Linked DNA regions of Homo sapiens: region 1 is linked to region 2. The links are chromatin contacts, found by Hi-C or POLR2A ChIA-PET in ENCODE. All regions are on one chromosome and are shown on one strand. Each heading gives the region's core, a stretch centred on a gene start or an enhancer-like site at or near the end of the contact. The rest is flanking DNA. Distances are from core to core; before and after follow the strand shown.

Region 1 (6,357 bases), core at 3,384-5,883, 150 kb after region 2:
TATAAAAAAAAGAGGTCATTTCAAATCTGATAACGCACTGTGAATTAGTGAATTATCTTAACAACACTGTCCTAATTAAGACCAATAAGAAAGCCATCCATCCAATATTCCACGAGACAGCCAGGCTTCCCGTTGTGTAATTATTCACCTCATAGTGGTCCACCTTGAAGGCATGCAACACATTATGCCGAAAAGAGATATTTATATAGAAGGGAATTACTTAGGACATGCGGATGTCCCTAAAATAAAGATTCTTGACCACTCGAGCTACTCAGTATTTCTCTCTAGGCTAGAAACAGAAAAGATTAAATAACATATTCATATGGGAAGTCAATTTTTCCATCAATGAAAAGCAAGAAACCGTAAGAGCATTTCAAGGCAAGATCTTTTAAAGTCCTACAAATATTTAAGTATAACCTCTCTACACTTTTTAAAAATACAGTTTATTTAAAGATATAAGGAAAGTCCATCAAATAAACAAGAAATATTTACTGAGAACCTCCTTTGTGGCCAGGATTATGTTTCTATCTAAGTCCCATGAACTTGGAGCATATTTACAAAATTATTTAACTTTATAAAGTATTTCAATGAATAATGCAGTCTTCCAAAATGTGCATGGGGCTGTAATTCCATCTAGTGTTTACAATGACACTATAAGCCTTGGATGGAATTACAATCTTAATGGGAACAATCAGAGTGCACTACTCCATATGCTCAGAGAATTCAGGATGAACTCAACTTCTAAAATAAAAAGCACCAAGCCATTGGCATGTAATTACAACCAGGAGGCCAAGCTGTCTGCTTGCTAGTATATGAGAAATGCTCAATTGAAAGTACCATCTCACCTTATTGTAGCAAAACCTATTTAATGTATCTGAAAAACCTCTTCCTCTCCAAAATTAAACTTTCGACTTTCGTGATGAGAAAATTTCCACAAGGGTCTACCACATAGAGGTGATATATATCGGGTGATGACAAGATTGTCTGGATGCTACCAATAAAATCTAAGAATCTTCTAATACCACCTACATGCACCTAAACTTAAACTCTGAAAAGTACAATGTATTAAGAAACAGGAAAAAAAATCATGCTCAAGAGCCCTTTGAAATTACTGGCATTTCTTCTAATTTTTGGGGGCTAGTCTGACATTTATTAGCATAAACAAAGCAAAGTGCCTTGTGTCCGCAAGAGGGAAAAAAAAAAACTTTAGAGAGATTAAACTCAGAGTTGTAGAAAAAGTTTAGAAACGGATTTAGAATTTCGCAGGAAAAAGAAAAGACAGTGACACTATGAATCAGCATTTTCGTATAAGCAGCCTGGAATCAAAGAAGAAATACACACACACACACACACACACACACACACACACACACGGAGGATACAGCACCGTGAAGAATGAAGACACAAATGCATACAAATTTAGTCTGTATATTTATATTTAGAATACAAATGGCTTCTACGGTCTTTTTGTGCCTTTATCATACCTAACTTTATCTGGTACTCATAGAGGTCACCAAAGCTGTATAAAATCATAGCAACCAGAAAACTAAAGGAAACAAACACCTCTGGCAGAAATCCTCACCAAACAAAGTATAAGGCATAAAGAAACTATACTTTCATTGGCCACTTTTAACATAGCCATGCTTCTACCTGTGAAGGTATGGGACAATTCCATGAAAACTGAGTTCACGGAGGGCCCTCCTGTGGGTTATGTATCCTGGGTTCCAGCATAACCCCTGGTTGAGAACTTACTATTAACATTAGCTCTTCAATTTATTTTCATGATCCAGGGACTTGTGTATATTGTATCACAGTGGTTACCTAAAATAAAAAGTAACCAGATAGGAGACAGTAAAACAATATTGATGAATTTCCATGAGAATGAGACATATCATTTAGGAGCTTTACTTAAAAACCTTCCTGCTAAACAAACAAAAAAGGACTAATGCGATATCTGTCTCTTGGGGTCTCCCATGCTTATGAATTGAGAAAACACACTTGATATAAGTAAATGAAGAAACAATAGTTGAAACAGCCCTGAAGTGACAGAAAAAATGGAAGTAGGGTTCTAAGCTCAACTCCAGAGGCAAGGTGGTACAGAATACCAGCTGGATGAACAGTTCAAAGCTTCCCTAGTTGAGGGTCTCTACCTCAATGACAGACAAAACTCCTAACTTTGGCTTTCTCCATAGAGCATCAACCAAATTCAGTAATGATGAAGTACCTGCTTAACACTATAGGTTGAATAACTTTTGACAAGCTGTAACATCCTGTTGGTGGAAAATAGCCAGCCTTGCTCAACATAATATTGCAAACCCAAAACAGGGTAATTGTGCAAAGAGAGAATTTTGTGTATGTCCCCTTTCCAGAAAATATTCTGGGTGACATCCAATCTGCTTTTACCCGGCTCACTTATTTACAATTGGGGCTGCCTAAAATGCAATGCCATTCTAAAACTACCAATAAACTATTTTGTGAAATCAAGTTTAGTAACTTGAGATTCTCATTTATGATATCCCTGACAACCACCAAAACCTGATTAGACATCTCTCTCCTTTGTCTAGGTGCTTTACTGAAAAAAAGCATGGAAATAGACTTGGAGATGCATGTGTGTGTATGTGTGTGTGTGGTGTGTATACATGTGTATTGCATGTGTATGTACATATATAGTATGAATATGTGCGCATATGTGTACGTGTATATGCAGATGTGTATATGTGTACTCTGTGTGTGTGTATGTGTGTGTGTGTCCATGTATTTAAACACACTGCTTTTCCTATATGCAGCAGGAATTTCCTATCTGGCATATGAAGACAATACATACTCTTTTGGATGGAGCTGGTGAGTCAGGCAGTGTTTTGGAACTGCAATACTTGAGTCTGCATGACTCATGAGGAAAGCAAGTCTGGGGTCTGGGACTGTTGTATCAAAATGGGAAGGAGTGGGAAAGAAGATGGCTTTTTATAATTTAAATTTTTATTTTTTATATTGTTGTAAGTTTTTACTTTTGAGACAGGGTATCACTCTCTTGCTCAGGCTAGAGCGCAGTGGCATGATCATAGCTCACTACAGCCACAAACTCCTGGGCCCATGGGATCCTCCCACCTCAGCTCCCGAGCAGCTGAGACTACAGGCAAGAGCCACCACACCCAGTCAATTTTTTCTTTTTTTTCCTTCCTTTTTTTTTCTTTTTTTTTTCTTTTTTTTTTTTTTGTAGAGATGGAGTCTCCCTATGTTGCCCAAGCTGCTGTCAAACTCCTGGGCTCAAGGGATCCTCCCACCTTGGCCTAGATTTGTATTTTTAATTGACAAATAATAATTGCATGTAGTTATGGGTTATAATGTGATGTTTTGATATAGCTACATATACTATAAAATGATTATATTAAGCTGATTAATATGTCCATCACCTCACATACTTATTTTTTATAATGAAGACATTTAAAAACGTATTCTTTTAGCAATCTTGACATTTATAATACCTTATTATGAGGGCTAAAAATGAATAATATTAATAATCCTGTACAATGGGTCTCAGAAACTTAGCCCTCTTGTCTAACTGAAACGTCTGTACCGTTTGATCAACCAAAGATGGCTTTTGTTGGCAATTCAATTTTTTTGACAAATTCCTCATTTTTGTCTTCATTTGGAGTTTTTATCCATTACAAGAGAGGAAGATGACACAAGCCAGAATAGAGGAAGATGAAACAAACCACTCAGGATTCTGAAGGGAACACTGGGTTGGGTTTTTTTTAATTTTAATTTTGATGTTTATTATTTGTCTTAGAGACGGGGTCTCACTATGTTGCCCAAGTTGGCCTTGAACTCCTCTGCTCAAGTGACCCTTTGGCTGGGACTGCATGAGCACACCACTGCATCAGGCTCATCCAGTTGAGGTTTTTTAAAATACTGTTTTTGCTCTGATTGGGTAGCCTCAAAGAGGAGGAAGAGAGTCATGATGAGCTTGATTCAGAATCTTCAGCTCTCCACTCTATCAGCAACCTGCCTTCCTTCAAGTCTACTTGGCCCAGTGCTGTTATTCCTCCTCCACTGGCAACTAGATGTGTGAGTGACATTGATTCCTATTACCAGAGGGATTAACTCCAAAGTTCTCTTGAAGGTTTTACAGTTCTTTTCCAGCAGTTCCTCATTCTTCAAAGGTAATTAACCTCTTGATGGGCTTACAGCAGAAGCAGTGTTAGAAGTCCCAACACATTGATGATATGTTATAAACCAGGGGAGAGGATAATTGGAAAATGTATTTCCAGCCTCATTGGAAAATATATTTCCATTTATTGAGAAAAAGTAACTCAAGTGTTTAGGAACATATGAATCACAGAATTGTAGATTGGCAGAGGCCTTAGAAAACCATGCTATTTCGACTTCTACTAATAATGAGAAAACGGAGGTGGAAAGAGGGAGAGTGACCTGCCGAGCCACAGTTACCCAACCAGCACCAATGTAGTCAGTGCTGCCTGGAGCGAGACCTGACCATACTGTGGGGCAGAATCTCCCCTCCAATCCCCTTCATAAAGCACGATGATGCTGTTCAAACACAACCTGTGCCTCCTGTCCTTAGAGCCCCAGATTTCATTTTAGGAGAGGATTACGAAATAATGACTAAGCTCTGAAAACTGAGAATGAGACAAAGGAAGAAAGGGAGATAAGAAGGAAGACAGTAAGAGAGTCAACAAGCAACTTATTGTAGTGTTTGCAATCACTACTTGTGCCTTTCATTACATTTAAATGCATGTCGAAATGACATGATGCAACCACCTTCATGCATTCTGCAGTGAAAAAGATGGTGCCAGGTTGGAATTTCATTGTAAGTGTCGCAGAAATATCCCTTTGGAATCAGGTCCCAAATCATTATTTGCTCCTTTTATCATTGTCATCATCGTGTATCATGGCAAAGCTCCCTGAGGGGAGGAGCTCTGTCTGTCTTGTTCACTATCATATTCCTTACACCTACGGCATCCATGGGACAAGCTAAGTAAAATTTACTGAAAGGCTGAATAAAAACTTCCACATGGAATGAAGAAGAAATATGCATAGTTTGAAAATGCATATGCAGTATTACAGTTTTCTGTAAAGGAAAATGAAAGAAGACCTGTTTAAAATTTAAAACCACATTAAAAGATTGAGAGTTTTTTGTATTTATAAAAAGCTGAGGTATGTTAAAAATGGAAAGCACCTATTAAGCTGTTACTGTCAGTTTCACCTGTTAAGTAGGTACTATTAGTTAAGCCAGCATAGTTCCTGAGTTGCAAAGCATATACAGGCTGAAGTACAATGTCAAGAAAACATGTTAAAGGGTGGTAAATAAATAGCCACTGAGAAGATACTCTGAACAGATAAATAAGAAAAAAGCAAATGTAGTTGAAATAAATGGAAGCTCTAGGCAGTGTGTGGACAGACAGAACAAAAGTGGTCACTGTTTATGCCTTGGCCTGAATGTCTGTGTGCCTCCAAAATTCACATGTCGAATCCTAACTCCCCACGTGATAGTATTAGGGAGTGGAGCCCTTGGGAGGTGCCCTCTTGAATGGAATTAGCACCTTTATCAAAGAACTCCCCCAGGAACTGCTTTGCCTCTTCCACCATGTGAGGATACACAGAGAAGGTGCCATCTGTGAGCCTTAGAACAAGCCTTAGAATAGGCCGGGTGTGGTGGCTCAAGCCTGTAATCCCAGCACTTTGGGAGGCCGAGGCGGGCAGATCACCTGACATCAGGAGTTCGAGACCAGCCTGGCCAATATGGTGAAACCTCATCTCTACTAAAAATACACCGGGCGTGGTGGCACGCACCTGTAGTCCCAGCTACTCAGGAGGCTGAGACAGTAGAATTGCTTGAACCTGGGAGGCGGAGGTTGCAGTGAGCCGAGATCATGCCACTGCACTCCAGCCTGGGCGACTGAGCGAGACTCTGCAAATATGTACTTTATATGATTAATCTATTTGTAACCATTGAAGTAAACATTTTTCTTTGTGCTTTTAAATTCAAACCTCTACCTTAGCAGCCATATCACAGTCACAAATTAACTATATGGCAAGTAATCTGTATGATTACTTTGGGTTCTCAGATGACTTGCTATGTATTTAATGAAGTAAAATTGTAAGTCAAGTCAGATATAGGTAGGTACAATAATATTAACAAATGTAATCAAAAGATTTGTCTATTTTAAAGACTCAAGAAAGACAATTATACCCAATTAACACACACATTCATATGAAGGGTACAAATACCTAATTTTTGGAAAACATTTCATATAATTTTGGCCATTGTAAATATATAAATAATAATAAGAAGAAGACCACTACCGCCACCACCAACAACAAAAACAATAGCAACCACTT
Region 2 (6,088 bases), core at 299-2,798:
CTGTTCGGAACTCTTTTCTTGACATGATGTTTCCCTTGCCTTTCCGCTCGAACACGGGATGCATCTTCTGGGGAAGAGAAAACTGGAAGTGCAATGACAGGGGACTGCAATGCTGAGAATCAAGAAACAGAATTTCACAGTGCATTGGTGAAATCACCAATAATAAACATTATAGAGTGCTTACTCTGTGTCAGTCTCTTAATTATTATTATAATTATTTTTGGAGACGGAATCTTGTTCTGTCACCAGGCTGGAGTGCAGTAGCATGATCTCGGCTCAATGCAACCTCCGCCTCCTGGGTTCAAGTGATTCCCCTGCCTCAGCCTCCCAAGTAGCTGGGACTACAGGCGCGTGCCACCACGCCTGGCTAATTTTTTATATTTTTAGTAGAGACGGGTTTCACCATGTTGGCCAGGATGGTCTCGAACTCCTGACCTCAGGTGATCCACCCACCTCAGCCTCCCAGAGTGCTGGGATTACAGGCATGAGCCACTGCGCCCGGAACTGATTCAGCTCTCCCAACAGCCCAGTGAGATGAGTTCTATTATTATTCCCATTGTACAGATTGGAGTACTGAGGCACAAGAGGGTAGGTAAAGTGCCTGAAGTCACACTGATAAATGGCTGCAGTTGGGATTCAAAGCCAAGGAGTTAGGCTCTAGAGTCACTATATTAAACTGCCTGGTTAAGAACAGCAATATTACATAATGTTAGGTTTGTGTTGTGTTTTACAGTTTACAAAATATTTGCACATGCTTTTTCCCTCTGCTTGGAATGGCTGTCTCATGTATTTACTTATGAGTTCCTCTCCCAACAGAGCCTTCTACTGAAAGGTGTTCAATACCGTGTTCATAGAGTGAAGGTATGAATAACTGACTCTAATTAATCCTTAAATTGCTGTGGGAGACAGGCTGAGAATATATGACTAAACTTGTTTTGAAATAAGGAAAATGAGGTTTGGGAAAATCAAATGACTTGTCTAAGGTCATATTGCTTTGAATATGAGCTCATCGTAACTAAACCAGTGGTTTAAAAAAAATTTTTTTTAACCACAGGACCTTTCTAAGAAAACTATTTTACATAGCCTCAGAATATCACAGAGCTGAAGGAGAAGCTGCCCCGCTGCCCCGGTCAATAGAGGCTGAGGGCAGCCCACAGCCTCAAAGTTTATGGGGAGCCTCTGGGGCTTTGCAGAATGCAGGCTGGGGACTCACTACTGCACCACGCAACACTACTAGGACACCTGACCCAGCCCTGAAACTTTGAGAGAGGGTGACCAACCACACCTTCAAGTCTCACCCATTTACGACTCTGACCCATGGGGGAAGGCAGAGGATTAAGATTCTTTCTCCTTCCACCCCAGCAGAGGGACCTGTTCTTAGCTTCCCAGCTTGAGCGTCTCTTTCTGTTTCTTTCTTTGGAGCTCTTCTGTATTTGTTCCTTTTTCAGTCCCGAGGGCTGATCACTGGAAACAGGGCAACCTCTGGTGACCTGGTTTTTCATCACCAGCCAGGGCAGAAGAAGTCAAAGTGTGCTCAAGGGCTTTGCACGCTGCTCCCTAGAACTGGACGCCTTTGAGAAATCTGGGATTCTTCCAGGCGGCAGACTTCATTCCACAGTGGTGGAAAAGCTGGCCAGGGAGAGAGAGCAATTTTGCAAGGCACAGTGCCGCACTTGGACCTGTATCCTGACACCGCCAAATCAGAGGAGGCAGAAAGCCCTGAGTGTTACAGAACGTCTGAGCTAGAGGAGGCCTCTAAGAGCTTTCAGTCCAGTCTCCTCATTTAATGAACACGGAAATTGTATCCTGCTAACGTAAAGTGACTTGGTCAAAGCTACGCAGTGGCACAACTAAAACTCAGGATTTCTGACATCTTGCCCCTGAGCACCCAAAACTCAAAGGACAGAAAGTACAATGTGAACTACAGAAGTAACCAAAGGACTTTCTGGTGATGTCAAATGATGCAAGACAGCAAAATGCTCAAGTTGGGAATAAATTGATAGGTGTATCTATTAAAACCATCTCTTAAGGCCTTCTGGGGGAAAACGCCACCACCAAGAATTACTTGAAGGCTTGTCAAGTGCTTTAAGGCGCTATAAGGCAAGATGCAACACTGAGAGACATTAAAAAAAGATAACCTTTTCCCCACTGCCTGAGTTGCTCTTGAGTGCCTAGTGGGTGAACAGAGGAGGGAGAAGCGCCCAGGCTTCCAATGGGTTCTCTGCACAGCCACACGGTCATTAGCATCCACAATCTGCATTCACTCCAGATGAGATTTCATCACCGCATCCTATTTATTCATTCCTTAATATAAATCTAAATTGCGCTCTTCAAATAGCAGAGAGCACTATGCTTCAGTAAGGGGAAAGAGAAACGATCACATTAAGAGACGTGCTGCTGCATTTTCATCTTCTCCCTCCTATGTTACTTTGGTCTTGACAGCCTTAATTCACACAGTGCTCCCGGAGCCCTTCCCTGGCTCGTCCCAAGGATCAGCAAACACACGGCTATCTTAGTTTTTCACACTGGGGCTCTCTCTAGAGGGAAAGTATGTAGCTTTCCACATTCCCAACTACTTGGGAGCCCAAGGTGTTTGCAGCAGCCAAATACAACTAACGAGTAGGAAAAAGACACTAAGAAATGCCACAATTGTGTCTGACACATTCAAAAGACAGTTGTCCTCCCATCCATGGAGGATCTGTTCCAAGACCCCAGTGGACGCCTAAAACCATGAATAGTACCTTTATGTATATCTACTATGTTTTTTCCTATACATATACACCCATGATAGAGTTTAATTTATAAATAAGTCACAGTAAGAGATTAACAACAAAAACTAATAATAAAATAGAACAATCATAACATTATACTGTACTAAAAGTTATGTGAATGTGGTGTCTCTCTCTCTCTCTCAAAATATCTTATTGCATGGCACTCACCTGTTTTTGTACCACGCTTGACTGTGGGTAATTGAAACAGCAGAAAATGACACCGAAGATGGGGGGTGGGGGGAACTACTGTATCAACCTGGATAAGTTCACAGGGAACGGAACACATTCTTTCCAGAAGGTGATGCATAAAATCACAGCATGTCCACAAATGGCCTTTGGGAATGATGGGACATTTGAGTTTACAAAATGCGAGACAAGCAAAGCCCAGGGAGCTGAGCTCTGGCCTGGGTCCCGCTCATTCCTTCCCACCGTCCCGCAGCCACCACCACCTCTCATTCTGTGCGGGAGGGGACATGTGGCCCTAGCACCACCACTTTCCTTATAAAAAGTAATTTATGGTTCCCTTTCCCATGACAGGAAAACTGATAGAAGTTTACAGGCAAAAGTATTATTTCTAATTCTTTTCATTTGGGGATAAGACAAGTCTTTTCCCCCTCTGTGTGTATTTTTAAAATAGTAAAAATTTTAAATGAACATCCTTTATCGGCTTGCACATATGCTAAAGGCAGGGCACATAAGACTCTTACAGGAAAGTATGCCAAGAGAAAAAAGAATGATCAATTACATGTGAATTGAACTCCTAAATATGCCTTAAACCAGGGGATACGTGACCAATTTTATTCAGTAATTCTGTTTGCATGTGTTCTAACCACTACCATTTCAGCTATTTTCCTAAAAAAAAAAAAAAAAAAAAAGAGAGAGAGAGAGTTTAAGCATGCCTAGGGCTCAGAGGAATTTAGATGTTTTCAAGCATTACTACTTGATGCTTTTAGAGCTTCATGCTTGAGTTAAAGGCGAGCACTTAAAAATTAACTCTAACCTCTGGGTTTAGGGCTAGAAGCCAATGACTTCCCATAGGGTCACTAAAGATGCTATTTGTTGGCTAGATTTGTCCTGGGAGTACTCAAGGGTCTCGCAACAAAAGTAACAGGGTTGTCACTTCGAACCTAAAGACTCGATTGCAGCATGGGAAAACATAACAAAATATAATAATGTTATCAAGAATCCTTTTTTACTATCAAGTCTGAAGTACTGGAGATGATGAGAGGAACATCAGGGTATTGGACCATGAAGAGAAAATTCCAGTCCTGGGTGTGCCATCCTGAGCAAGTCATAGCTCTCCTCTGCACCTCAGTTTCCTAATCAGTAAAACAAGGGAGTTGGTGAATTTCTCAAGTCCCTCGCATGCTCCAGGTCTCCGATTCCACGCTCCTCGTCTTTCTCTTTGCCAGCAGGGACTGAGTGTGTGACGAAGGTTGTGCCTTTGACCTCAGAGGAATGTGACAACGGCCTTCCTTGCATTGTTCCCACAGTAACCAGAGCCAGCTGTCCAGGCCGGCTGGCCAAGTTGTGGCGCAGGATCACACACAAGTTGGGGCTCTGCTTGGGGGACTCCGCCTCAAGGCCTCCCCCTTCCTCTAGGTCTTTATCCGCAGGTCGGGACCCTCCTAAGAACACAAGAATGAGCCTGCAATCCTTCCTAAATAACTTTTGGGGGCTTAAAATCCTGGGTGTAGCTACAATCATGTGAAACTCCCCCTAATGACAGCTAGAGGATTTGGGTGTGTATTCAATTCTCTGAGTCTATGACCCTACATCTGGGATGCTGTGGGGTGCTTGCAACCTATAGACAGCAGGTGTTTTCCAGGCGCGTTGGCGTGTTATGGCACTGGGATTCAAGTGAGGATGAACATCTAAGATGAGAGCTGGAGTGAGCCACGATTTGTAACCATGCAGATGTGAGCAGCAGCGACCATGCAGGCTTTCCTCCTTGCCTGCAGCTTGCATCTGAGATCCTAATAAGGGAGGATCACTGGAAAGTATTACCATTATTTTTAGCTTTTCTAAGGGAGGGAGGAGTTTTCGAAAGGACAAAATGGAAAGGAATTTAGGGCAAGGGTGTGTGTAGGTGGGGAGGTGGTGTGGAAGGAGGCGAGAAGATGAGTAGAAATAAGACTTTCAGGACAGATAAGCAGCTTCCTTCTCCTTCCTTAATAGATGATCACAGCCAGGCTTCCAGGGTTATAAAACAACACCAAGGTCTTCAGGTCCAGGTATGTAGAGACAAAGGAGTCTTCGCAAGGAAACCATTTTTCTAAGAGCATGGCAAATACGCATTCCATGTTGTGGGATTTTTTTTCAACTTCCTTTCTTGAAACATAGCTGATGAGGCCACTAATAGAAGCTTCTTGGAAAAGAGTTTCATAATTCACGTTTGATTTGAAGGCAGCTTTAACTTTCTTATTACCCCCCAAAATGTCCTCTTTGGTCTTACAGCGATCATGAATGTTCCAGATTAATAGGAGATGAATGAATTCTCCTTAAATGACCTTAATATGTTCAAGTAGCAAAGTGGAGGTTTGAGTCCAGTGACTTCTGGGGAGACAGTTGTATGGGCTAAGAACACATAACATTTTGAGGAAGGATTTCTTGTCTTTTTTTTTTTTGGCAATAGAAAGTAAAAAGTTTCCTGAGCTGAAAAGGCCACAGCATGTATTCTTCAATTCAGGGTCCTGGTAATCACTGGAACCACAAGTTCAAATGCCATCTAGACCATAAGGACTCTTATAAAACACAAACCACTTCATCATCAACAAACCTATTTGCCTACTAGAACTTTTAAAGCAAGGCTGCAAACTATTCAAGTAAACAACCTTGTGGGGTGGTTGACATGGACCGAGAGCTAACAAGAGAACACTGGAATTAGCTTCTCAGTTTCAAAATAGGACCTAAAGGAGTTTGCGCTATAGGAGAAGAGTTGCTGCATTTTGTTTAATGGAACTAAATTTGTGCCCATTTAAATCATGAGCAGGTGGCACTTGGTAGCAAAGAAAGCCTGAAAATATTCACATTTAGTGAATGCAGTTGTATGTATAATTAGCTGAGATTTATTTTAAAGTACTCTAATCTTTTGTACTCTTTTCTACAATTCAAACTGGTGAGAAATAGAGAGCAGCTTTTGAATTTATTATGAAAGCACAGCTATCGTATTAGCTGTTAAGAAATAAAAAATGGGGAGGGTGTCGGAAAAGTCTCTAATAATATGTACATTAGGAACAGACCAAAGCAAAGGGCTTTCTTTCCTTCAGAGTAGTGAGTCTGCTGCTGTTCCTGAGAAATGAGTGAGCTGCACAGGA

Evidence for each region. Hi-C counts contacts between places; a loop is a spot of excess contacts on that map. ChIA-PET counts read pairs that join two places held with the same protein, here RNA polymerase II (POLR2A). Pooled maps may share reads with other maps.
Region 1: a map with no recorded cell type shows a loop between it and region 2 (7-fold over the local background). The contact joins two enhancer-like sites. A Hi-C loop is called at or near these places in 1 of 168 maps with a recorded cell type or tissue (dorsolateral prefrontal cortex), 1 of 37 single-sample maps with no recorded cell type and 9 of 50 pooled maps. POLR2A ChIA-PET finds 5 or more read pairs at or near these places in 5 of 52 experiments (A549, A673, AG04450 and 2 more).

Annotation. Positions count from the first base shown.
Region 1 is chr6:16,686,323-16,692,679 of GRCh38, forward strand. All of the region lies in intron 2 of ATXN1 (ataxin 1), which reads right to left. Among named protein-coding and RNA genes, the nearest start is that of ATXN1-AS1, 72 kb to the right of the region's middle. Within about 2 kb of position 4,634, at least 4 of the 41 ENCODE cell types and tissues checked have a DNase peak (open chromatin) inside an H3K27ac peak, as active enhancers do.
Region 2 is chr6:16,540,008-16,546,095 of GRCh38, forward strand. The region is part of intron 4 of ATXN1 (ataxin 1); the gene reads right to left. Among named protein-coding and RNA genes, the nearest start is that of ATXN1-AS1, 220 kb to the right of the region's middle. Within about 2 kb of position 1,549, at least 8 of the 41 ENCODE cell types and tissues checked have a DNase peak (open chromatin) inside an H3K27ac peak, as active enhancers do.